2 separate regions of the Mus musculus genome follow, and region 2 is linked to region 1. The links are chromatin loops, found by intact Hi-C in ENCODE. Cell type or tissue: left cerebral cortex. All regions are shown on one strand. Links, peaks and the distances in the headings refer to the core of each region. The heading gives the core; the rest is flanking DNA. Region 1 has its middle 67 kb from the start of Bace2. Region 2 overlaps Dscam (DS cell adhesion molecule).

Region 1 (12,307 bases), core at 5,687-8,186:
GATCACAACCACAGATATGATTTGATGACAAAAATTACTGTGTAGTAATAATGACAATAAAATGGGAACCCTCATAAGTGAAGAGATATCCAACACGACATAAATTTTCCTTGTGCTTTCTCACGTGTGCACACGTGTGTGTGTGTGTGTGTGTGTGTGTTATGTGATTTGAGTGTGTATGTGATGGGTATGAGTGTGTGTATGTGTGTGGTGTATGGTTTACATGTGTGTGTATGGTGTGTGTGTATATATGCGTGGTATGTGTATGTGTGTGATATGTGTATGTATGGTATATGGTTTGCATGCATGCATGCATGTGTATGTGTATATATGTCTTTGGTGTGTGTATAGTATATGGTTTGTATGTGCATGTGGTGTGTGTGAGCCTGTGCGTGTGTGTGTGTGTTGTGGAGGTCAGAGGTTGATATCAGATGTCTTCCTTAGTCACTCACTATATTGTATAGTGAGCCAGGATCTCTCACCTGAGCCAAGAGCCTGCTGGTTCTGTTAGTCTAGTTAGTTGGTTTACTTCAGGGATCCCCTGTCTCCGTCTTCCAGGTTCTGGGATTTCAGGGAGCTGTGACACCTTCTTGTGCTGTTGCATGGGTGCTTAGAAACTGAGCTACAAGCAGGAGATCAAGTCAAAGGGAGCCTGGGTAACTAGGAGATGTTGACATCTCACCATGTGTCAGAGTGGAGCAAGCAGACTGTCACTGATGCAGCCTTTCTGGAAAAGCTGGAGGACTTGAACCCCTGAAAGTCAGTGCTGAAGCCCAAAGATGTGTATGCTTCTGGGGGGGGGGGGGAGGCGGGTGCTGTCAGGTATAAGGAGGCCTCTTGCTGTCTGTCAGTGCCCACAGGCTCTGTTGAAACCGAGGTCCCAGATCAAAAAGAGATAAAAGTAGAATGGAAGCCTTTCCCACCCACTTCTCAGCCACATGCAGGTCATATATGCCAGCCTCAGCATGTTCTAGAGCCTACTGATTGGCTGTAGCCATCCATCCACGGTCAGTCGGGGCTCTGTGCCTCCACTTCCCAAGCTGGGACATATTGCTGAGTGGTCATCAGATGGCCAGGAGACCACCAAGGCCTCCATATAGCACCAAACACAATGAGTCTATACCTGCAATGTTTGGACACTGGAAATGACTAAAAAGGAGAATTCCATTCAAAGAGGAGTATTTGTGAAAAATCCACTCACTGTAAACAATCAGCAGATTGTGACTGAAAACTCAGAGGAAGGTGCCCATCATATGTGGTGCTCAGAGGCTGTTGGAACCCTGGATACCAGAGATGCTTGTGAGAAAACTGACACTTGAGAATTCTAAATATAATAATGATTTCTACAAAAACAGAAAAGAAAAAAAGGCAAAGCAAAAGCCATGTACTCAGAATAGAATGTGGGAAGTAATGGAGACTGAGTTGTGCTTGGGCCCACCCTCCAAAGCATAGAGTAACTCTGTCTTGGAATAAGTTGGGCCCAAGCCAGGCAGTGGTGGTGCATTCCTTTAATCCCAGCACTTGGGAGGCAGAGGCAGGCAGATTTCTGAGTTCGAGGCCAGCCTAGTCTACAAAGTGAGTTCCAGGACAGCCAGGGCTATACAGAGAAACCCTGTCTCAGAAATACATACATATATATATATATATATATATATATATATATATATATATATATATATATATATATATACATACATAAATAAGTTGGTCCCTGAAAACAATCAATATTTGACCTAAGGTTTCTAAAGGACCTAAAGATTTTAGGGGAAAACTTAGACAAGTTCTTGTCCTGTAAGCATGAGAACTCCAGTGTGAGCCCCAAAACTCACAAAAAAAGTGCTGGGAGTGTGAGAGGAACACATGGACAATTCTAGCACTGAGGAGGTGGAGACAAGAGGATTTCTGGGTTTCACAGGCCAGGTAATATTTCCTATGTGGTGAGTTTCAGGTCAGTGAAAAACCCTGTCTCAAAACAACAATGTAACCACAGTGCTTGAGGAATGACAGCTAAAGCTGACCTCTGACCTCTACATACATGTGCACTGACCATTTCACATGCACACAAGAAAAAAAAGCAACCTTGTCACATGACATAAATTGTCGATATATACACATGATCATGCTTTGAGAGCCCCCTTCCCACACTCTTGTCTAAACTCATACAAGAACATGACTGCATGGGAGCTTGAAGCCTGGGTGAGAGCCAAGGACATAGCTGGTCCTGGTGCCACCCTTTGTTTCGAACACACTTTATATGTGAGGGGCTGTCACCTCAACATTAGTCATACTTCCCAGTAGGGACTCCACCAGCAGAAATGCTCAATCACTTACGTGCTAACTACAACTACACATCAAGACACAGTATGCTGCCACAACATACCCAGTATAATTGTATCATTCTGATAGCATGATTCACCCCGTTCTTCCCAACAGAAAACAGCTCACCAGCTAATTACTTCACCACCTCCTAGGCAAGAATGCTCACTAGGCCCCCGCCAAGCCTGTAGGCACTCCAGACACAGCTGCTCTGAGCTTCCTCCACAGCCTCCAGGAAAAGTCATGGTGAGTCCGAGGCTCTCCTACTTCAGCAGGGTGAGGAAACGTCTGTGTGCGTATGTGAGAAGCAGAGAAAGGGGGTGCTTTGGGGTCTCGGGCCCCATCCCACCTCCAGGACAACCATCACATCCATCACCCTCACTTTTGACAACCAGAATCTTGAGATGTTGTCAAGAGCATGGGAATTTTAGGTGACGGACATCTAATCTCCCCATGACTTTTCCCGGCAGGCAGAAAAGCCAAGATGGCAGTGAGGCCCTACACACTTAGCCTTTCCATGCAACTGTCTTCAGTCTCTCTGGCCTGGTTCTGGGGTTTCTGCCCCAGGTCACTGGCTCCAGCGTTCTGCTCCACAAACAAAAGTCTCCAGCTTCCACACTTAAAGGCTGTTTTCTTCAAATGTCTCCAAGGGCAAGGCTCTGACTTGATCACTTATTTCAGAACCCTTCCTCCCTGGCCCTCATGTCCAGTACAGCCCTGCCTTCCCCATATTTTCTCCTTCTCCCTGAAGAACACAGAACATGGCATCCCCCACAATTTCTCCGTGTGCTCATGTGTCCTCCCATCTGTTCTCTGTATGCTCTAGGAGGGTGGGTTGCAGCTGCTTCTTCGGCACCTTGGAGAGCATCCAGGGCCCACACAGCATTTGTGCTTGGAGCGAGTTGCTCTCCCAGCTGTGAGTGAGCTCCAGCATCAGGCTCTCTGCTTATCCTTTAATTGTGGGTTACTCCCACTAGACAGAAGTGTGTCTTCCTTCTTGCCCAGAGCCTAAGCATTCTATATGCTTTGGATATGGGAATAGAGGGATGGACAGATGGGTCTATTAGATGGACCTAAATTATGCCTAGGGCTATGCCCTGAGTCAGATGGGGGGAAATTCAGCCATCATTTCAGTGTGCTATATACACACTAACTATGCTGACCACAGACAAATGATAGTTTAAAAAAAAGAAAGAAAGAAAGAAAGAAAGAAAGAAAGAAAGAAAGAAAGAAAGAAAGAAAGGAAGGAAGAAAGAAAGGAAAAGTCCTTGAGTTGGCACATCCCACTTTCTTCTAGGATGTAATTAGCCCTGAAGTTGCTTCCAGTCTGTAAAGCCTTTTATTACTCTGCAATTCTATCTGTCTCCTTCTTCTGCCTTAAACAATAGGTGGAATATCCTGAAGACATTCATAGAGCCTCAAGTCCCACCCTCAAGTCCTAGCCCCACCTGTGCCAGAAAACACAAAGGGCTCAAGTCAAGCCAATTCCCTTATATACCCAACTGTCATACAATGGAAAGTAAATAACAGGCCAACCAACTTTCTCCTGGCCTCGTTCTTAGTTTCCCTCAGACCTCAAGAGGTTCTTAAGAGTCCCAACCCAGCACTCATCCCTGCAGATAATTTAGCTACTATTGCTATATTTATGTCTCAAGTTTCTTGATAATTTAGGGGTCTCCAGCAAAATTTTAGCAATCTTAACTTTCTTTAGCCTAAAAAGACAAAAGGGAGAGAGAAGGAAAGAAGGGGGAAAGAGAGGAGAAGAGGAGGGGAGAAAGAAGAAATAATGGACTAAACTTTATATGTTACTTGAAGAAAAGGAAGGAAAAATAAAGAAAACATCTACAATACTTTAAACGTGGCGAAGAACACTAACAGTCCACACATTTGTATTAGAATTACAGTATTTTCCGTTTAGAGACACGAGACAAGTTAATTGCATAGTTACCACGAAATAAACTACGTGGCAATTACACAGTAACTCCTTTAGAAACTGTAGTAATTACACTGAACTGAGCATTCTAAAATAGAGCCAAGGTACCAAGTTCATACACAATGAGATGCTCAATCTGAGACCAGGCCTTTCTGGGAGAACGCAGTGTAGGCAACAACCTCTGGTGCTGACTTTAAAGATGATGTATTTATAAATATAAACATGTTCCCAGGCAGGGCCCTTAGCACAAGATGTCTTTTCAGCCAATGACAGAGAACTCAGTGAAGGAGTGCCAGGCAAGGAGGAAGTTGACAGCAATGCCTTGTCTGAAGGTGACAATTCTCAAAGAAAAACATGAGCAGTGGAGTTGGAGAGAGAGTGGGGTTTGCTGGCTTAAAATCTGCATAATGTCACTTGTGTTGGGGAAAACAGCTCTGTAGAGCAGTGAGTGGGGACAGTATATTATTTTGTGTAGAACAGTGAGCAAGAACAGTATATTTTACAGCAATTTTGAAGGGAATTAAAGGCCTGTGATGCGGTCAATCCCCCAAAGTTTACCAAGTAGCCACGCTGGTCTCCCTGCTTTCCCCAACCCATTACCCATTCAGCCTGGAAAGGGGCAGAGCATGAAATATGAATAAGCAGGGAGGCCCAACCTCAAGCAATTTGTAAAAAGAGAGAGTCAGGGCTGCTGCAGCCCTGATTATTTTGAGGCCTCTTCCTGACCACAGGGCAGCCGTGCCTATCATAGGGGTTACCCCCCCCAGAAGGAGCAGAGTACGTTTTGGCAAGAGCCTTTAATCGCTCCCTCAGCATGACTCAGCTTCCTTCCCACATGCCAGACAGGATCCACCGTGAAGCCCCACTCTCTTTCTCCATTCCCAGGTCTGGGAGTTGGCTGCAACCCAGGGTGGAGATGATGACAAAAGACGACGACGTCAGGACTGGATTTAGCACCAGCTGCCAAGGCCTTTGTGAATTTAATTTTGGAGGCATCTCTTTGCCGAGCTGATGCCAAGCTATAGCTGATGAGCACCAGAGGAGAAAAAAAAATGAGATTAGAGGTGGGTGAAACCAGACAGAATGGATGTGAGCAGGGTGGAGTTCTGATAGCATTTCATTTAGACCTTGTGTGTGAAAGCCAGCTGGCTCCAAACGGGAGTGAGAAAGGGGGGGTCTCGTGCAAAGGTGGTTCTGTTAAACCTTGACCCAAGCACTGACTGACTATGGCAGGGAGACACTAAGTCCACTGTTTACAGAGCTCTGAGATCCCCACTGAGCCGAGCCATCAAGTGGAGCACCATGTCTCACTTCCTTGTCATAGCCTTCAGTGACAAACTTCCTCAGGTAAAGCCACACCTCCTCCTAAACCTCTCAGAACAGCAGCCCTAGCTGGGGACTGAGTATTCAAGTACCTAAAACTGTGGGGTGAATCTCATTAAAGTTGCCACAGTTGTATCGTCTTCCCTATCTGCAGAGGTGAGCAAGAGACAGGGAGCCACTGAGAATTCTGAAGATTCATAGTTCAAACACTCATGCACCATGATGACCTTGGTCCAGGTCAGTCTGAATAGTGCTCTGAGGTAGCCCGGCACAGACCTGCCTATGGGATGCGGGGGACCAAGGCCTCCTGGAGCAAACACAGATGCTTGCAGTTCTAGATGTGAGTTCTCAGCTTCCTGCTCCTGCCCATGTATCTTCACTCTACCATCACAGATACTAACCATTTAGAACCATAAACCCAAATAAACTCTTTCTTCTATACCTTGCCTTGGTCATAGTGTTTTATCACAGCAATAGAAAAAATAACTAAGGTAACAACCTCCCTGGAGGGCTCAAAAATGAGAGCATGCTCTTACTGGGGCTGACTATGAGTACAGGGACACTGGTCAGTGGGACTGTGGCTACCTATAGGGGGAGGCTCAGTCCAGGGAAGGCTGAGGAACACAGATAGAGACTGAGAGAGCAGGATTAGAGCCTCCATGCTAGAGATGAGCCCCTGTCTGCTCTCAGAGTAGGTGAGGGCATTGCTCGTAGGGCTTTGTTGTACCTTTGAAGGAACAAGTAGATCTCAGCTGATAGTAACCCACTTTTGCAAAGAGACACATCTGACAAAGGGAAGCCTGGGAAATGTGCACACACACACACATACATACACACACACTCACACACACACACACATACACACACACACACATTCAAGAAGCACCTCTCCCACTCTCTAGTTCTCTGTCCTTTCTCAGCAACAACCTTAATACATTTTGAAAAACAATGAGAACTTATAGCCCAGGTGACATTGCAGGGTACAGTCTGCAGGTCTGCAGGGTTGTATTAAGCACACATACACTGGGGGTGCTCAGGGCACCATCTCTGTGTGAACAGTTTGCATAGTGTCCTTTCCTGAGATGCCATTCAAAGAACGCAAGGCTCAGTCTTGGGTGACATCTCCCTATCTCCCACCAGAGGTCTCTAGTTGTCTTGTTGTATTTAAGATTATTTTATTTATATTTATGTATATGGAGGGTGTTGCCTAGAGGGGTCAGAGGAAAGAGTCAGATCATCTAGAGATGGAGTCTCAGGCAACTGTGAGCCTCCAGACATGGGTGCTGGGAACCAAATCTGAAAAAAAAAAAAAACCAACAAAACACAGCAGTGTTCTTAACCACTGAGCCAGCTTCCAGCCACCTCAGGAAACTGTTTTTGATTCTGTGTGTTTTTGATGCCTAAGAGTATTCTGGATGAGAGGGCATGGGTTTACATCTGGGTCCTCTAGTCTATTCCATGTGACTTTCTGTATTTATGTTGGTAACATGGTGGCTTTGTCCCTGTGTCTTTAAATTCGGTGCTGTGTTACCTCCAGCTCTGCTCCATTTAAAGACTGAAGCTATGTTCCCATTACTCAACCTGTATAAAACCCAACTCCAAACGGATCAAAGATATCTCTGTAAAACCGGAATACCTGCAATCACAAGAGGGACTGTGAGAGACACTGTTACAGGTGCTGATTTACCGCTGCACAGAAGTCCCCTAGCTCAGGAAACAAAGCCTCTTCATTACCCTCTTCTGGATTCCATGATCACTTCATGTACATGGTGCATTGACACACATGAGGTACCCCCAACACATTAAAATAATAAAATTATTTAAAAAAAAAAAGCTTAGGCAGAGCAGAAGAAGCAGCCAAGCAACGGTCTACAGACTTGGAGGGACCCTCAGTCAGTCTCCTGAAGTAGATATCTGGAAAACAAAAAGAGCTCAGACCATGTAGCAAACCCTGTAATCTTGTGAAAATGGACAACAACCTGAAGAGAATGCTCCCAAAGACCCACACACAGCAGGCAAGAACAAGGAGAAATGTCCTCGGCCTCATCGAGAAAAGAATCACACACCAAAGCCACACGAGAGTCTGCCTCACCCAAGTCAAAGTGGCTATGAAGGAAAAATGTGGGCAGAAGGACCTGACACACTGCCTCCTAAAGTTCATTAGTGCACCCACTGTGAGACTCATTGTGGAAGTTCCCCGGAAAACTAAAAATAATAGAATACCATATGGTCCAGTCAGAATACTTCTGAAGATGTATGCATGTCATAGATATGCGTGCATGCATGTTTATTGCTGCACTGTTCATAAAAGCCATGTGATGGAATTATCTCAGTTAAAGTCAGTGGGTAAACAAAGAAAATATGGGATATAGATGGTGGAGTACTATTCAGCTATCAAAAATAATTAAATCTTGTTATCCATAGGAAAAGCATGGATGGAACCAAAGTAGCTCATCACAGGCAAGATAAGCCAAACATAAGGAGACAAGAATCCATGCTTTCCCTCTCATACAGGAGGGCTCCTAAGAACTGTTATGAGTGAAGGGTGGAGAGAGAAAGAGAGAGAGAGAGAGAGAGAGAGAGAGGAGGGTGAGGGAGGGAGACAGGTAGATATGATCAATGAGTAGTGAGTAGTATGTGCACATATGGAAATGCTACCATGAAAATGGTTAGTGTGTACAATTTAATGTAAGTTTTGTATGTATGTGCCTGGGTTTGACAGCGGGGTGGAGGACACATGTGCTCTTTCCTGTGGAGACCAGAGGCCAGCCTCAGGTGTATCCATCCTGTTTTTTGAAACAAGGTCTCTCACTGGCTGGTGAGCCTCAAGGATCGTCCGCTGTGCAAGTTGGAACTCCAAAAACAGGCTGCCACACCCTCAGACTCGGGTGTTCATGCTTATGCACCTAGCACTTACTGCCTGAGCTGTCTCTCTGGATCTAAAATAGGGAATTGAATATGTAAAATCTTAAATATATATAGAAGAGAGATTAAACCCTTATAATTGCATGTCGTATGTTTTTCCTCTCTGGGACTTTGGGGCTTGAGTTACAAAAACACCATCCAGAACTATTCCGTGGAAGGAACCAGTCTCCCTGAGAGTCTACCTTTAAAGGAACACAATCCTGACTCTTTCTCAAGGTCTGCACAGCCTGCATTACTGAGCCCTCTGTGAGCAACTGTCTAGCAACAGGTATTCAAGCACTCTGCCCAGTGAAGGGCCTGTCTGTGCTGGAGGAGAGACAGACAGTTGAACCACACTGGTTCCTTCCTCCCGAGTGTCAGCCACTATGCAAGAAGCTCAATGTCCCCACAGCACCACAGCCTTTGGCCCAAGCTCTCCGGAGTCCAGCTCCGTCTGCTCCCAGAGCTCAGCTGCCTTATTGCCTGCCTTTCTGTTGCTTAGTAACAAGATCACCTAATTATTCTCCTAAGAGGTCAAAGAAATGCCAGCAACCCATTCCTAGACCAGGAAGTCAAATGGCATAGCCTTTAATTTGCATAAAGAAGGCTCTTTTTAGTCAGAGGTAGGAGGGAAGGGGGGGGGGGCGGGTCTGAAATCCAGCCTGCGTTTGCTAACATCAAATCCGGACAGCCTGGCCTCGCAAGGAAGGGTGGCGGCAGCGGGTGGGTGGGTCGGAAGCAGCTGCAGTAGAGTCCTGATCTTTTTAATTCATTGGAGACAAGAAGTAGCGCCAGGAGAAAGGAGAACCCCTTTTTCATGTTAGATGGCGACTTGTTGCTACTGAGGTTTCCTAAGGCACTGGGGACTTTTGTTTTTTGATTTAGTGGTGGGAGACTTGTATTGAGAGCTGCGGTTTGTTTTCTTAGCTAACTCGTCTTTGTCTGTCTAGGGTCCACGTTTGTCAGGTTTTTGTTTTCTGAACACTGCCCCTCTTAGTGATGGGGTACCTTACTAACCCTTGTGTCTGCAAGGGACCCTGAATACCTTCAAAATGCCTTCCAGGTGACAATGTCCCCAAGTACTGGCTCAGAACCAGAGCTGCACAGTCTGGGAGGGGAGGAAGAATTGGAATTCATGGGAAAATAACATTATGCTATTGGACAGCTGTATAGCTTCGAGGCTGGCTATGTGAAGCCAGCTTTTGTCTTCAGAGATGCCTGGCCCCCAGCCCTAGGTTTCTCTTCATCTCTGAGTAGCTCTGCAAGGGTTGGTCCTCTACTGCCCTCTGCTGGCTCTGAGGGGTGTTGACCTCGGAGAATTTTCCAGCTGAGGGTTGAGTTGATTTTAAACCTTTAGAGACACTCCACCCAGACTTGCGTTTATTGAGCGTTAACTGTGACCTCAAAATGCACCCACAGAGTGACAGAGCACAGGATATAATGCACTATAAAGTCAAATCTCTCTCTCTCTCTCTCTCTCTCTCTCTCACGATAAAGACAGCACAATGCAGTTTGTTTAACTCCAATGAACTGTATAGCTAGATACTTATGATCTGGGTCCATTAAAACATGGAGAAAAAATCTGGTAAATAACAGCAAGTGACACAAGACACCTTGAGTTCCCTTGAACCTCGATGAACAGTTCTCTGCAGACTTGGGTCCCTGAGGGGGTCACTTTGATACCAGTGTGTGTGTGTGTGTGTGTGTGTGTGTGTGTGTGGGTGTGCTAAGGCATAAAGGAGGGTGTTTGATCTGACCAAACCTCAGTGGTCACAGGCCAAGACTATAGTCCCTCTGGTCATCTGTCCGTCTCCCTGCTGTTCCCAGAATGGAAGAAACATTTGAGGGCCAGTCCCATTATTATTATTATTATTATTATTATTATTATTATTATTATTTTATCATAGAGGTCAAAAGGGAAGTCAGGAGGATGAGGGAAAGGACAGAAACCCTGGTTGTGCTGTCAACCAGGCTCATAGGTCTGTATGGGAAGGCCAGGCCAGGAGGCACCTTGATCCATGCAGAGAGCAAATCTGTGCATCCAACGGCCACCAGGGAATTCCCTTGTGGAGAATTGCATTTCTTTGCCCTGCTTAAACTTCTAAAAAACTATATGTACTACATACTAAATGGGGGATAAACCACCAAACCTTCTCTCCTTATGTCTTCACTGAAGTCTGTATTATCAATTCTTAAATTTAAGTTCATTTCTCCACATGTGGCATAATTTCTTCTTTAAAAAAAAATACATATCAGAAGATGGCCTAGTCGGCCATCAGTGGAAAGAGAGGCCCATTGGTTGTGCAAACTTTATATGCCTCAGTACAGGAGAACTCCAGGGCCAAGAAGTGGGAGTGGGTGGGTGGGGGAGGGGGTGGAGGAGTGTGTGTGGGGGACTTTTGGGATAGCATTGGAAATGTAAATGAAATAAATACCTAATTAAAAAAAGAAATAGAAAAAATAGAAGGATTATCTTTTTTAAATAAAAAGAAATCTAAGCAAAAGGGCATTGGGGGAAGTCAGGCAATGGTGGTGCATGCCTTTAACCCCAGCATTCAGGAAGCTGAGGAAGATAGATCTCTGAGTTTAAGGCCAGCCTGGTCTACACAGAGAGTTCCAGGACAGCCAGAGTTGCACAGAGAGAAACCCTCTCTTGAAAAAGTAATAAACAAACTAACACACACACACAAAGAAAGACAGAAAGAACAAAAGAGAGAAAGAAAAGGAAGGAAGGAAGGAAGGAAGGAAGGAAGAAAGAAAGAAAGAAAGAAAGAAAGAAAGAAAGAAAGAAAGAAAGAAAGAGAAAGAGAGAAAGAAAGCAGGCATGGAGAAACATGAGAAATTTGCTAAGGTGATATGGCAAAGCCATGTCTCTTGTAAGAACTTGAATCTGTCCTTTGTCAGTCACCATCAGGAGAAAGGCAAGTGCTATTGGGAGCTGTGGGGCTGCATGGAACAGGCTCAGCCAGAGCTTCCCTGATGCACAGAAGACACAGCCTGGCCCCTAGGCCCCTCAGTGTCCTGTAGAGACAGCAGAATCACCCATGTCAATACTGGTATCTGTCCAGTTTTTTGTTAAGACAGACTCAACCTCAAATGTTTCATGGCTCCATATACTCTTGTTGTAGCCCTCACCCCCAGAAGAGCCATGCCCCTAATGCAGTTGAGCCCATGGCCATATCTGTTCAGTGAAGGAGAGTGGTCATCACAGAATTCTTGAGGAGAAGCAGTCCTAGGTAAAGTGGTTACTGCAGGCTCAACCTGAGAGTGAGCGCACTGTAGCGGGGAAGGCTTGCTGTTGGGGACACTCTGGCCATGGTCTTGTTAATCCCACTGGTGGAGAATAAGAAGAATACTACCACAATTTAAAGCCAAATTTGAATCAAGCTTTAATTAAATACGGCCAGGAGAATGTATCTCATGACCAGGCCCATCTCTAGTTTCCCAGAAGATGAGGGTTGAACACATGAGCCTGTTGGGACAGTCCATATCCAAGTCATAACTGAAGGTTCACCTGCAGAAATGGATCTACTGTGTGCTTCCACCAAGGAACTGTGGGTAATTTCCAAGATTCCTCAAGGAAACATCTTCAAGGATGTACCAGGCATGGGCACAGGCTTCACTGACCACTTACTATTCAAGGCTGAGGAACTTAGCCTGTACTGACAACAGCCTTACCCAGCTCTTGACAGCCCTGAAAGATGTCACCAGTCACATGCCACCTTGGAGAAGGTGGACGGCATGGCTGTAAATCCATTACCATACATTTTAGTCGTCTTTTGAATCCCTTCAACTATCTATGTGTGAAACTATTTACAGATATCTTTCTTT
Region 2 (12,307 bases), core at 3,405-5,904, 450 kb before region 1:
GATCATTAAAGGCAATAAAATATGACACCCTCACCACACACACATACCTTGACTGTCAAGAACTCCCTGGTAACAATTGCCCAAAGGCAAATTTTACAGGTAACATTACTATTTTTGGTGTAGGTTAAAGGGAGAGACTATAGAGTTTTAAATAGAAATATTTCTCAGCTATAGTTTATAGTCTTTGGCATGTTAGACACTCAGCAAATCAGAGTCACCTGGTTAATAGCGATAAGTTACTTTTAATGTTGAGGTTGTCACTGTGAACATCAGTGATGACTAGGCTGCACAACTCCGGTATCATGGGATGTGTAAGGAATATCCCTAGCTTCTCAACAGATACTAAGCAGCTCCTGAGCTCTTAGATGCTTAAGCTCCTACACCTGATCTCCATCACTTTCCTGCTTTCTGCTCCTCTGTCACTAGACTTTTGCCTGGGTTACTACTATCCCTGTTTTCATACTTGTGGCTGTGATGTGTTTAATGTCCAGTGTAAAGGAACACGTGTACAGTTAGAACTCTGAACAGACTGGAAGCAGGGGGGGAAGTAGGGGAGGGGAGTTGAGTCACCCTGCAGTCAGTTAATGTGAGCATCATTGTAGGACCAGTAAAATAAATCTGTGACGAAGTCCGAGTCCAGTTGGCCTGCCTGGGTGCACCAAATGGGTTGGTGGGGTATATTGATCTAGAGACACAGGACTATCTCAGAAAATGGACATTTACACAGTAGTGTCACAGTAGGTCCTCTCAGGATGGGAGCACTGCAGCCACATGCCTCCCTGTATGGAACTGAGGGGTAGAAAGCCCACAGGACAGTGCCTCCTGAAGCTCAGCCATGGTTCAGTCCCCTTCCATCAAAGGCTGGGATTAAAACAGGAGATGCTTAAAAGCTCTGTTTTGATGTGGTATGGGTAGTAGAAACCCTCAGGTTTAACAGCTGAGCTTCAAAAGGCTGTCGTGCGTTGAGCTGATTATCAATGCTCCTGTGATAAGTGTGAGGGAGCAGGTAACCAGGGCCCATGAGCTTGCAAGTCTCTGAGCTCCAGGAGTGCAAACCTGGCATAAGACTCAGCCCTGTCACCAAGGGGCTTCTGTCATAAACAACTTTGAGTCTTAGAACTAAAACATGAAGGGAGGAAAGAAGTTGGAATTTAATCCCCAAACCTGTATTTATTCCTTGCACCACCAGTCTAACATAAAGGTTTAACTACATCCAGTGAGATGTGTTATTAATTCACTTGTTCTCTAGTTGGCTAATTTGTCAAGTAGTCTTGTCTAGTCTGGCTATAGACTTACACATAATCTGAAAGCCTTTTTAAATGGTTTGAAGTAGACCAAGCTTTCCTGTTGTGGGTTTGGCCTAATGCTGCTTGTATTATAATGTTAATTTGGGTTCCCCCCAAAGTGCTTACATGAGTGTCCAGACATAAGACACTGAGGTACCTTGCCCCCAGGTGGTTCTGATTGGTAAATAAAGATGCCTGCTGTCAATGGCTGAGCAGGGCAGACAGAGGCTGGACTTTTAGGATTTCTAGGTTTGGAACTGAGAGAGAGGAGGAAGGAGGGAAATCTGGTATGCCGGGAGAAAAGGGGGAGAAGGAGGAGGAGGGAGGAGGAAGAGGAGGAGAAGGAGGAGGAGGAGAAAAAGGAGGAGGAGAAGAGGAGAAGGAGAAGGAGGAGGAGGAAAAGGAGGAGGAGAATGAGGAGAAGGAGAAGGGGGGTGGGGAGAGGGAGAGGGAGAGGGAGAAGGAGAAAGAGAAGGAGGAGAGGAGAGACACCATGCCTGAGAAGAATGGAGGTCAGGGAGGCATATCCTGCATGTGAAGGAGCCAGGAGAGTATGGCCCAGTTGGGCAGCCCTCTGAGTCCAGGGCAGCCAAGGTATAGAATTCATCAATTTTGGATTATCAGCAGGATTATCAGCAGGAGGTGGATTAACTGTGTGGAGGTTGGGGAGTGGCCCAGCTATTGTGCTGTTTAAGGCATATCAAAATATAAAGGCTGTGTGTGTGTCTTTCATTTGGGAATGTTAAGCACTAAGGCTGGTAGCAAACCCACCACTGGGATTTAACCATTAAAATTTAATTCAACACTTTCCTACTTTGAGAGATCTCTTAGGATCACAGAGAAAACCCAGGCTTCATAATTGGATGGAAACACACTATCTTCCAGAAGCTAATGTAAACAAACTCTAATAAGCTATCTTCCCACTTTCCTGCTGTGCGATGTCATTCAAGATGCTTAGCTCTCTAAACTTTGGTCTGTTCCTCTAAGAAAGACAGGAGATTGGAAATATCCACTTTGTTCTACCATTGACAGTTAGATGACTGCACAGATGTCAGGAAGACAGACACAGCTCTAATTTCCAGGTCAGAGCATTGGTAATGAGGTATTGTATATCCGAATGTAACTATGAGAGAATCACCTTCAAAAAGCTCATCATAAAGAAAGCTGTGTAACTGTGGTACCATTTGTACATATATACACTCAAAATATTATGCCTCATAAATACATGTAATTATGACTTGCCAGCTAAAATATTAATAAAAATAATCAAACATAGATATAATGACAAAGAGCATGACAATTCTGTTTTGATAGGGATTGATCAACATGTACACATAATCATTGGAACATTGACACAAACAAGGTAGGGCTCATTTAAAAAAATATCATTGACTTAATGTATTTTTAAATTTTCACTCTTATTAGCTCTTAGAGAGTTTTACGTTTTATCCACAATGAAATTGGCCTTGCAAGACATGCCCACTGGTATACTAGTGGCATGAACAACATCAGAGTAACCAACCACTTTCTGGTTGGATTTAGGCCCAACTCCACAAGATAAAACCCATACCTGATATCTTATGAGGGCAGAGAACATATAGCCAGATGGATCATAGGTCCTAGGATGAATCTGCTATGACTGCACTGCTAAATGGACAGAATATTAAGCTGACTCCCAATGACTCAACATTATTCCCTCAGACTAATACATCTCTCATCAATCACCTGAGAAGATTCTGTTTTCAGTAGGTGGTGATTAACACAGAGACTACAACTGGCCAAGATGCAGAGAATAAGAGACCACAGAATGCTTAGCCCTAAAGGAAATGTAAATAGTACCACCCCCAGCCCAAAGATTCATGGACCATTGTAAAAGAAGGAGCTGAAGGAGTGTAAGAGCCAGAGGTGGTGGGTGACTACAGAAGGCATCTCACTCAGTAGGACAGCTGCACATAGGCACTCCCAGGACCTCATTTTTAAGTTATGTTTTTAATCACAAGAGACAACCTCACTTAGAAAAGTCTAAGCATGGAAGTGACATGGAAGAGGTTTATACCACAGTTCTGACATTCGTCCATGGGTAGAGCTCACCAAAGTGCTGGCCTACTATACATGAGGTCCTGGGTTTGATCTGCAGCATCACAGATGTACGTGTATATGTGTATGTATACATGTACTTGCATATGTACATGCATATATTTCTGTCACTTGGTGTCATCATGGTAAAATGTATGCCAAACATTTGAGGTCGTGTTACAGGACCTAGCTGTGTTCACTGAGGTATGGAAAGAAATAATATATCCAAGAGCATCTTTATACATCCTGTGATAGAATGTGGAGCAGGAGAGTCACACAGATTTCATTTCAACACCGAATGATTATCTGTCCGAAAAACATGCAAGGATGCTCTAATACACTGTGTGAGAGTACTCAGAGTCGGGAACTTGGGGAATTAATTAATAATGTGAGTAAGGCCATATAATGGGGCTGGTGCCTCGTGTAAAGAGGAGGTAAAGAAAGTCCATCCTCTCTGTGTGGTGAGAAGACATGTCAAGGGAGCAGTTACCTGAAAGCTAGAAAGGGATGTTAAACAAAAAATGATTTATCAGACACCTTGGATATCTGCATCCAAAACTGTAACATAAGTATTATGTCACTGTGGCTTAAGACATTTACTCCGTAGAATTTTATCCCAGCATCTGTCTTCAGAAGTCTTTGCAACTGCACAGTGGGATCATGGTGGGAATGCGGGAACTTTCTTTGATGCCACTGTCATGTTGCTTCAGCTGTCCGGCCAAGGATGCTTAGTATCCAAACATGTGACATACATCAAGGAGTCCTGAAAGTTAGACATTATGCAGCCCTCATCATATAGCCAATAGCAAGGCTCTCTCTTCCTACCTGCAGACTAGCCATTGATCTGTCTGCATGCATGCCTGCTCTACACTGCATGATGCATGTCTAAGGAAACTCAGTGTCAGACCTGCATCTCCAGCCCATTTTTCACTCAGCATTCAAGACTGATACAGTCATAAAGACACAATGTTGACATCTCTTAGATGTTGTTATGGAATCCCACCGCACTAGGCCACCCCTAGGTGTCAGGATACAGTCCCACCACACCAGGTCATATGTGCTGCCTATTAAGATTCATACTGTGATCACAACTCTGTAGACTCACCTCTATTCCTTTCTCCCCTATCAGGCTTGAACCCTCTCAGAACTTTGAGTCCCATTCTCTCTCTTGATACCTCTTTTAGTACATTTCTAGTCTCAGCTCCTAGATTTAAGTTTTTAGCAGTGTTGCCCACATTCTCTATACCCATGGCCTCATTTTACCCAGGCTGAGCTTTATCATATCTTGATGGGAATGTATGTTGTTCACGAATATGATATTGGCTCGATGTCCCTCTCCTTCATGTAGAATAACAAGACAACATTGCATACTGTTCAACCTCTCATCTCCATTACTCACAATGACTCATCATTATATCCTCCAAGAGTACTTGTTAAATCGATACTCATATGAGGAAGTCTGTCATCATATCCATATTCAGAATGCTTTCTTAAATGAGGGAACAGCTCAGTAGTGAAGAGTTTGCCAGAAAAGCATGAGGACTAAAGTTTGGATCTCCAGAACCCACACCAAGCAGATGTGCTAGCTGCCTGTTATTCTAGTACTCAGAAGGCAGAGATAGGGAATCCCAGGGCAGGCTGGCTAGCTTCAGTAGCCAGAATCCACAAGCATCAGGTTCAGTGAGAGATCTTGTCTCACAAAACAAAACAACAAAGCAAAACAAAACACACTGTACAGTGATCAAGAAGACAGTTGGCATCAACCTGGAGGCTCCACACATATGTGCACACATACACATACACCAGCATAAGTGTATGACCACTACATGCAAATAGGCACACATATTCCACATACACATATACATGTATGGTAAAAAGAGAAAAAGCTATGACATATCATTTTAGATTCCAACGTGATTATTTCCTCATGTACAGACCATGAAAAGTGCTTTGCCCCTCTCCTGGAATAATCTCACTCTATTACCTGAAAGCAAACACATTTTAGGATTTTGATGCTAATTATTCTTTCATTAGACACTCAAGTTTTTGCTGTGCAGCTGGGTTAGGTCTTCAATAGAGACTGCAGAATGTTCAAAAGAAGATTTGAAAAGCATGCTTGATTTTTTTCTTTTTTACTCCAAACTATTTCCTCAGTTTGCTTTCTTTATCCCTTGCTACTTCTGTCTGAACTGAGCCAATAATAATTAAAAGAGCAGATGGCTCTGCTAATCAGATGTCGCCTGGTAACGCCACATAAAGAACCTGTCTAGGCTGTGCCTGCCACCTCGCACTGACAGCCGCACCCCCGCATGATGGTTCCTCAAGATGGCTTGCACAGCAGTGTTGAAAAGTCAGGAGACTGGAGTAAGAATCTAAGTTCTCAGTCTAGAGTGTTATGTGATGATCCTGGAAATGAATATATAACGTTTTAGAAACTGGAACGCTCAAATAGCATTAACGAAATTAGAAGGGGAAATAGGGTGACTTTCAAGCTCTCAATTTCTCTTAGTTCAGATGTAGGTCAGAGAGGAATTAGACTCCTGGCAGGGCTCTGCTATGCCCTCCATTCTCTGTGTTAGAGCCACCAGCAGGAGCTGCAGATGGGACCCCAGAGAACAGCCTGGGGACAATGGCCCCTTGAAGAACTGCATTGGCAGCTTTTATCTGAGAGAGCTGAAGGAGGGGTGGTGGCTTAAGATGGCTGGTATGAAGGTACAGCTAAAACATTCTCTGCCTAACATATTTTTAAGTTCTCTGACTTTGCCGTTATTTGGAAACAAGGTCATTGTAGTGGACTACCTCAGGACGAATCCCATGGGTGAGAGGGCCTGATGCTCCGTGATAGGATGTGAAAGTTCAGGCACAGAAATACCTGAGGACCAATGGAAATCCTGACAACATGGCTGACTGAAGCAGCCTGCTCAGGAGCTGATCTGCACTTGGAGGAACAGCCTGTTTCAAAGACTCCTGTGAGGGGAGTGAGAGGAAGAGGCAGGAGACAAAGAGCCCAGGGCAGTGACAAGAGGCACCAGAGGGGAGGACTTTGGAAAGCCACACTGGCCACTGTAGCCTCAGCCCTGTGTTTTCTACTGCATAGCCCGGGGTGTCCATGGTGCTTACAGTCTGGCTTTCCAGGGTCACACCAGGATGATGCTATTTCCCTGGGAGTACTGTTGCATGAAGTGTGGGAAAATCTGGGCTGTGTCACAATCTAACTATGCAAGATCCTCCATTAGCCATAACATTAAATAACCTGCTTGCAACAGCTATCAATGTATAATGTACACTTAAAAGACACTCTCAACTATTCCCCAGGACAAAATCAAAGACTAGGCTAAATGGAAATATGCCACATGTTCTAAGAACAGATGATTTGATGTTGTGAAAGTGTCAATTTTCTGAAAATACAAAGAAAGCAACTCATCTTCCTCCATTTCTGGACAAAGCCCAGTTAGAAGTCAACTGCATTGATGTCAATTAAAGCATGCTATTTCCATCCAGGAGACTAGAAAATTCTAAAGATATTTGAGAATACGTAATCTTGGTGGGGGGTAGAGGGAAATAAACATGTCTTATGGCATATAAACTGGCGAAACATTCCTGGGGAACCACTTGTGTGATTATTTTTAGTTGTAAGTACTCCCTATACTTCAACCCAGTGGGTCCTCTCCAAAGGCTCTGTCCTAAGTAAATTCATAGATTTAGCTATATAAAAATATAACTCAAAATACTCTTTCTGACACTTCAGAAAGAGTAGAATGAAATTTAGGGGTATTGAGTTAATTAGTAAGCTCATACTCATAGTGGTTAAAAAGGATAGTAAGGTAGAATTGCCAAAGTTCTGGAAAGATCTTCAAGGTAATCTATATGATACATAATGTACTATATATGTGCATATATAAATATAAATTTACATATGCAAATGAACAGAGGTACAGAAGTAGCAGATACTGAAGTGAGTTGGGGGAGGAGCAGACTACATTCTCTTTCTTATGCCCCCATTCCTTGCTATCACAGACACTGACTGGGGCAGTCTGCTCCAAGAGGAGTCAGTGGGTGTGGCTCACAGCATATGCATTACAAAGCCCTGGTAACTTGGAGACACAGGAGGATCAGGAAGGCTAGGGTGGCACAGACGTGTCAAAGGTGGCCTAATTTCTCTTGTTTTCCAGGCTAGCCCACTGGTGGGCATGGATGTAGCAGAGAGAAACACTTTCAACATTTCTTCCATCTTTGTCATCCCTGCTTTCTAAACACCTAAGCAGCCATGTTCCCACCTCCTTATCCCCGCTCAGCTGTGGCCGCTTCCTTCCTGCCTGACTTTGCACCAACTGCATCACCATTGGCCTGTGACAGCAGCTTCTCTTTTCCTTCCTGTTCCTGTCCTTTCCTGTTTACCTTGTATTAAATGGCTGGGTATTCAGGAAGAACAAATCTGAGGTGCCCCCCCACACACACACAAAATAATAATAATAAGATCAGGAAATAAGGCATTCTGGTTCAGGCAGTGACCTCCCCTCACCAGAAGGTTGTAAACTGTGATGTCAAGGAAGGGCGGAAGGGTGACATTGAGGCAGCCCAGGCACAGCCCAGGCTAAGCTGCACAGAGAAATCACTGAACCAGTAGTAATGGTGCACCCTCTGTAGTTGGGGGAGGGGAGCATGTGGAACCAGCTCAAACCCTACCCTGGCTTCTAAGTCCAGAGTCATCTAGCATATGTATGTTAAACACTCCGAGAGCAATCTCACAAAGACATTTTCCTCCTGTAACTAAGACTTGCTCAGTGTACTTCTCCCACAGTTAAATGAGGCTCAATTACACACTGCTAATTTAAGCCCGCACACTGCATTCAACTGTGCACCTAATTACCCTGTTTAGTTTGTTAATGATCAGAGCTTTGCCTGTGCAGATCTTAGAGTCTGCCATTAATCTTTACTCTAGTTAGATTTCTTGTGATTTTTTTTTCCAGAATAAATCCTTCAGAAAATAAAATGACATTAGACTTTTAAAAAAGGGATTATTTAAGGATTAATAATAACAACCAATGAAACTCAAATAACTGGAACAGTACTCGTTGGTTTACATGATGAGGGGACACTTGTCAGTCACTACAGGGCCACTCATGTCTAGGAAGAAATGTTTCAGTTAGAGGCAAGAATAGCAATTAGACAAAGGAGAGAAAAGAAACAGAGGACTGCACAGAAGGACAAAGAAATGAGCCTGGACAGAGGAGAGTGCTTCCCCAGGAGGGAGGGGGCCTTGTCTGGTGTCTGAGGATTAGACAGTCAGGATGAGACACAGAGAATGTGTCTGGTTGGAGAAAATTATGGAAGTTTCATGGGCTTAAATTAAGATATATTTTGAAAACACAGACTCCAGGACAGAGTGTTGGTCTGGATGCTAGGGTGAGGGAGAGGATAATGGGAAGTTTTCTCCTGGGATCTGGGGCATGTTCTTGCACATGGTGGGCTGTGTAAGAGCCACCTCTACTCGGTGGGGAGGATGACAAGGAAGGACAGAGAAGGACTAGGTCGGGTAGATTAGTGTTTAAAGACAAGTAAACAGGCAATGTTCCCTGAGGCTATGCTGGAAGGACATGTTTCCTGTGGGCAATATCTTCCAGTTGTGATATGCACTTTGCCATGAAGAGTGGAATCACCGACCTTCAGGAAATAAGTAAGGCTGGAGATCATTGTGTTAAAAGTGCCCTCCAAAAGACCCAACAAGCAGCTGAAAGAGTCAGATGCAGTTATTTGCACCCAACCAATGGACAGAAGCAGCTGACCTCTGTTGTTGAATTAGGGAATGCTGAAAGAAGAAGGGTGATCCTGTAGGAGGACCAGCAGTCTTAATTAATCTGGACCCCAGAGATCTTTCCAACACTGGACCACTAAACAGACAGCATACACCAGCTAATATGAGGCCCCCAACATACATACATATAGTAGAGGACTGCTGGGTCTGTGTTCATTCAGAGATGATGCACCTAAACCACAAGAGACTGGAGGCCCCAGACAGTTTAGAGGTCAGGTGGAGTGGGGGGTGGGGGCATCCACGTGGAGACAGGGTTGGGTGGGGAGGAGGTGTGGGATGTTGAACAGTCAGAGGGTGGATGGGGAGGGGTGGGGAATGGAATATGGGGTGTGAAAATGAACTACAAATAAAATTAAATGAAAAACAAAGTGCCCAGATACTGGGTGAATCTGGGAGCAATCAGAGATAAGTCAGGAGTGAGTATGATGAAGATACATTGTGTGACATTCTCAGAGAATTACTATAAATATTAATTAATTAAATTAGTACAAATATATTAAAGTAACGGAAAGATGGGTATTATGTTTTCTCTCACATACGGAGACGGAATAAAATGAAATTTACTGGGGAGATGGCTCAGTAGGTACAGTATTTGCTGTGTATGAATAAGGACAGATTTAGATTCCCTGCATCCACCTACAAGCCTAGCATGGTGGCATGCCTTTGTAACCCTAGCGCTGGGAAACAGAGCAGGAGGATCCTTAGAGCTTATTGGCCAGTCAGACTAGCAAAAATTGCACAATCCTGATTCATTGAGAGATCTTATCTCAATAAATAAGTAAATAAATAAATAAAATAAAATAAAATAAAAGTAGAGAGCTCCTGGGGAAAGCTTTTGAGGAATTCACTCAACATCAAATTCGGGTCTCTACTTGCACACACACGCACACACACACACACACACACACACAGAGCACACACACACACATACAGAGAGCGAGAGAAACAGCGACAGAGAGACAGAGCGAGACAGAGAGTGAGACAGAAACAGATAGAGAGAGAGGGACAGAGATAGAAAGAGAGAGGCAGGTAGAGAAAGACAGAGAGATAGACACAGAGAGAGAACAGAGAGAGATAGAGAGAGAGATGGACAGAGAGAGAGAGAGAGACAGAGAGAGACAGAGAGAAAGACAGACAGAGATAGAGAGACAGACAAAGAGAGAGGAGAAAGAGAGACAGAGAGATGGTTTGTTATGACTTGTGACTTGATGTGAATTTGGCCGGGTAGAAAAATCAGAGAATACATCAAAGCATGACGTAGACAAGGGAGGAAAAACCATCTTTTGTGTAATCATTCACTCATCATAATTTTTTTGAGACAGGGTTTCTCTGTGTAGCCCTGGCTGTCCTGGAACTCACTTTGTAGACCAGGCTGGCCTCAAACTCAGAAATCTGCCTGCCTCTGCCTCCCAAGTGCTGGGATTAAAGGTGTGTGCCACCACACCCGGCATTCATAATTTTTTTAAGAATAAATAATTGTAAAATTTAAATCTAGATAATTTTAACTACTAAATCAACACGTTAAAAAAGAATAAACAGTGGAGGGAGCTGACATGAAGGCCTTTCCGGTCTCAGAAAGTGGCTGAGCCAAGTTTTAGAAGACCCTGGGCCTGTGATGGAGATGTGCTGAGATCTAATTGTGACATCTGCCCATGTGGTGCCCACGTAGTGCACAGATGGTGTGTGGCAGTGAATTCTGTGACGCCTGTCCTCGTGGTGCAGATGACATGCGGGAGTGGATTTGAAAAGTCTCAGATGAGGGCAGAGATTGTGCTCCCAGCACTTATGTTATGGGGTAACCTGTGGATAGATTATGAGATCAGCTTCATAGGCTGTAACTTCATCAGTAAGCATCAAACAACAGGGGAGTGGGCCTTGCCAAGGGTTTGCTTCACTGGGATGTGAGAAATGGGGCTCTGAGTGTGTTTCTGGGCTCCGTGTCTGTTCAAATGTGCACAATGGACTCAATATGAACTGTGATTTGAATTGTTTTCCTTATTATGATGCAGACACAGAATCTAGAGACAGGATTTCTTTCTTTGCAGAAGCTTCCATAAAAGAGGAAATCTAATCTTCCTCACACATAGTCCAGGTCTTTGGGATTATTTATTTTCTCTTTATGTATGAAGATTAGTGGGTCTGTCACTGACTTGGCTGTATTTTCAGTAGGAGCTTCAGCAGAAGCTGCTGATATTGAGGGCTTTCTTTTATTGTTTTTACTTACATCTCTCTTATTATTAGCTGTTTTAATGCAATATCATGTGAGATCTTTGGGTTATGTTTATTTCCTAGACACAGAGGACGATGTATTAAGAAATCATAATGCGCTTCTGTAAAGTCACACAAGTATCTATGCAAATATATTACAGACATAGCTAAGGGTAGAGAAAGAAATGCAGGTCTCAGGGTCACCCAGGGCTCTAGGATGCTGATCTTCAATAATCCTGTAGAAACTCAACCTTCACTATGAATAACTCAGGTTCCTGAGTGGCATCCTCAGCTGCTTCCACACAAAGCCCACCAGCTTTCAGCATGCTCTGCTGCAAAAATAACCAGTAGAATCCACATAAATGGATGCCACATGCAGGGGTAGCAATGAGATCTGAGATTATCTGAAATGAACTCCTAGTTAGAGGGAAAGACCACAGTATATCAGGGTGAGTAGTTACAAAGCAGAGCAAAGACAACCAGGTTAATAGACACAACAACTACAGTCAAGAGGGACCAGAGAACCAGGCAGGTGGAACTGCTATCCATATGCAGCTATTTTAGCCTCTTTCTGTTGCTGTGACAAAACACCTGAACAAAAACAGCCTAGGGAGGAAGGATTTATTCTGCTTATAGCTCCAGAGTGGAGATGGTCCCTCATGGCTGCAGGAGCCTATGGTTTCCCTGGCAGTCAGAAAGCAGAGAGAAGGAAACAGGAAGAAAGGCCACCCTCAAAGCCTACCCCAGTGCACTTCCTCCAGTAAGGCTTCACCTACTACGTCTTCCATCATCTTCCCAAACAGCACCACCACTGGAGACATGTTCCAGTGTGTGAGTCTATGGGGACAGTTCACGTGCAGTTGTGCTGCCAAGAACTGTGCTATCTCCACAACACCACTGTAGCCTCCTCAATCCCACAGAC

What was found. Hi-C counts contacts between places; a loop is a spot of excess contacts. Peaks named below come from ENCODE experiments on the same cell type or tissue, not always from the same donor. Only the 100,000 strongest peaks of a DNase experiment are listed, where the experiment ranks them.
Region 2: a loop joins it to region 1, with 3 times the contacts of the local background. A loop is called at or near these places in 14 of 42 quality-filtered maps.

Annotation. Positions count from the first base shown.
Region 1 is chr16:97,283,757-97,296,063 of GRCm38, forward strand. No RefSeq gene overlaps it. Among named protein-coding and RNA genes, the nearest start is that of Bace2, 67 kb to the right of the region's middle. In left cerebral cortex, for the core only: a CTCF peak has its summit at 6,715 (motif pointing right); no DNase peak of the experiment used is centred there.
Region 2 is chr16:96,838,244-96,850,550 of GRCm38, forward strand. All of the region lies in intron 3 of Dscam (DS cell adhesion molecule), which reads right to left. Among named protein-coding and RNA genes, the nearest start is that of Gm32432, 38 kb to the right of the region's middle. RefSeq lists an enhancer at 7,357-9,725. In left cerebral cortex, for the core only: no CTCF peak of the experiment used is centred there; DNase peaks (open chromatin) are centred at 4,857 and 5,669.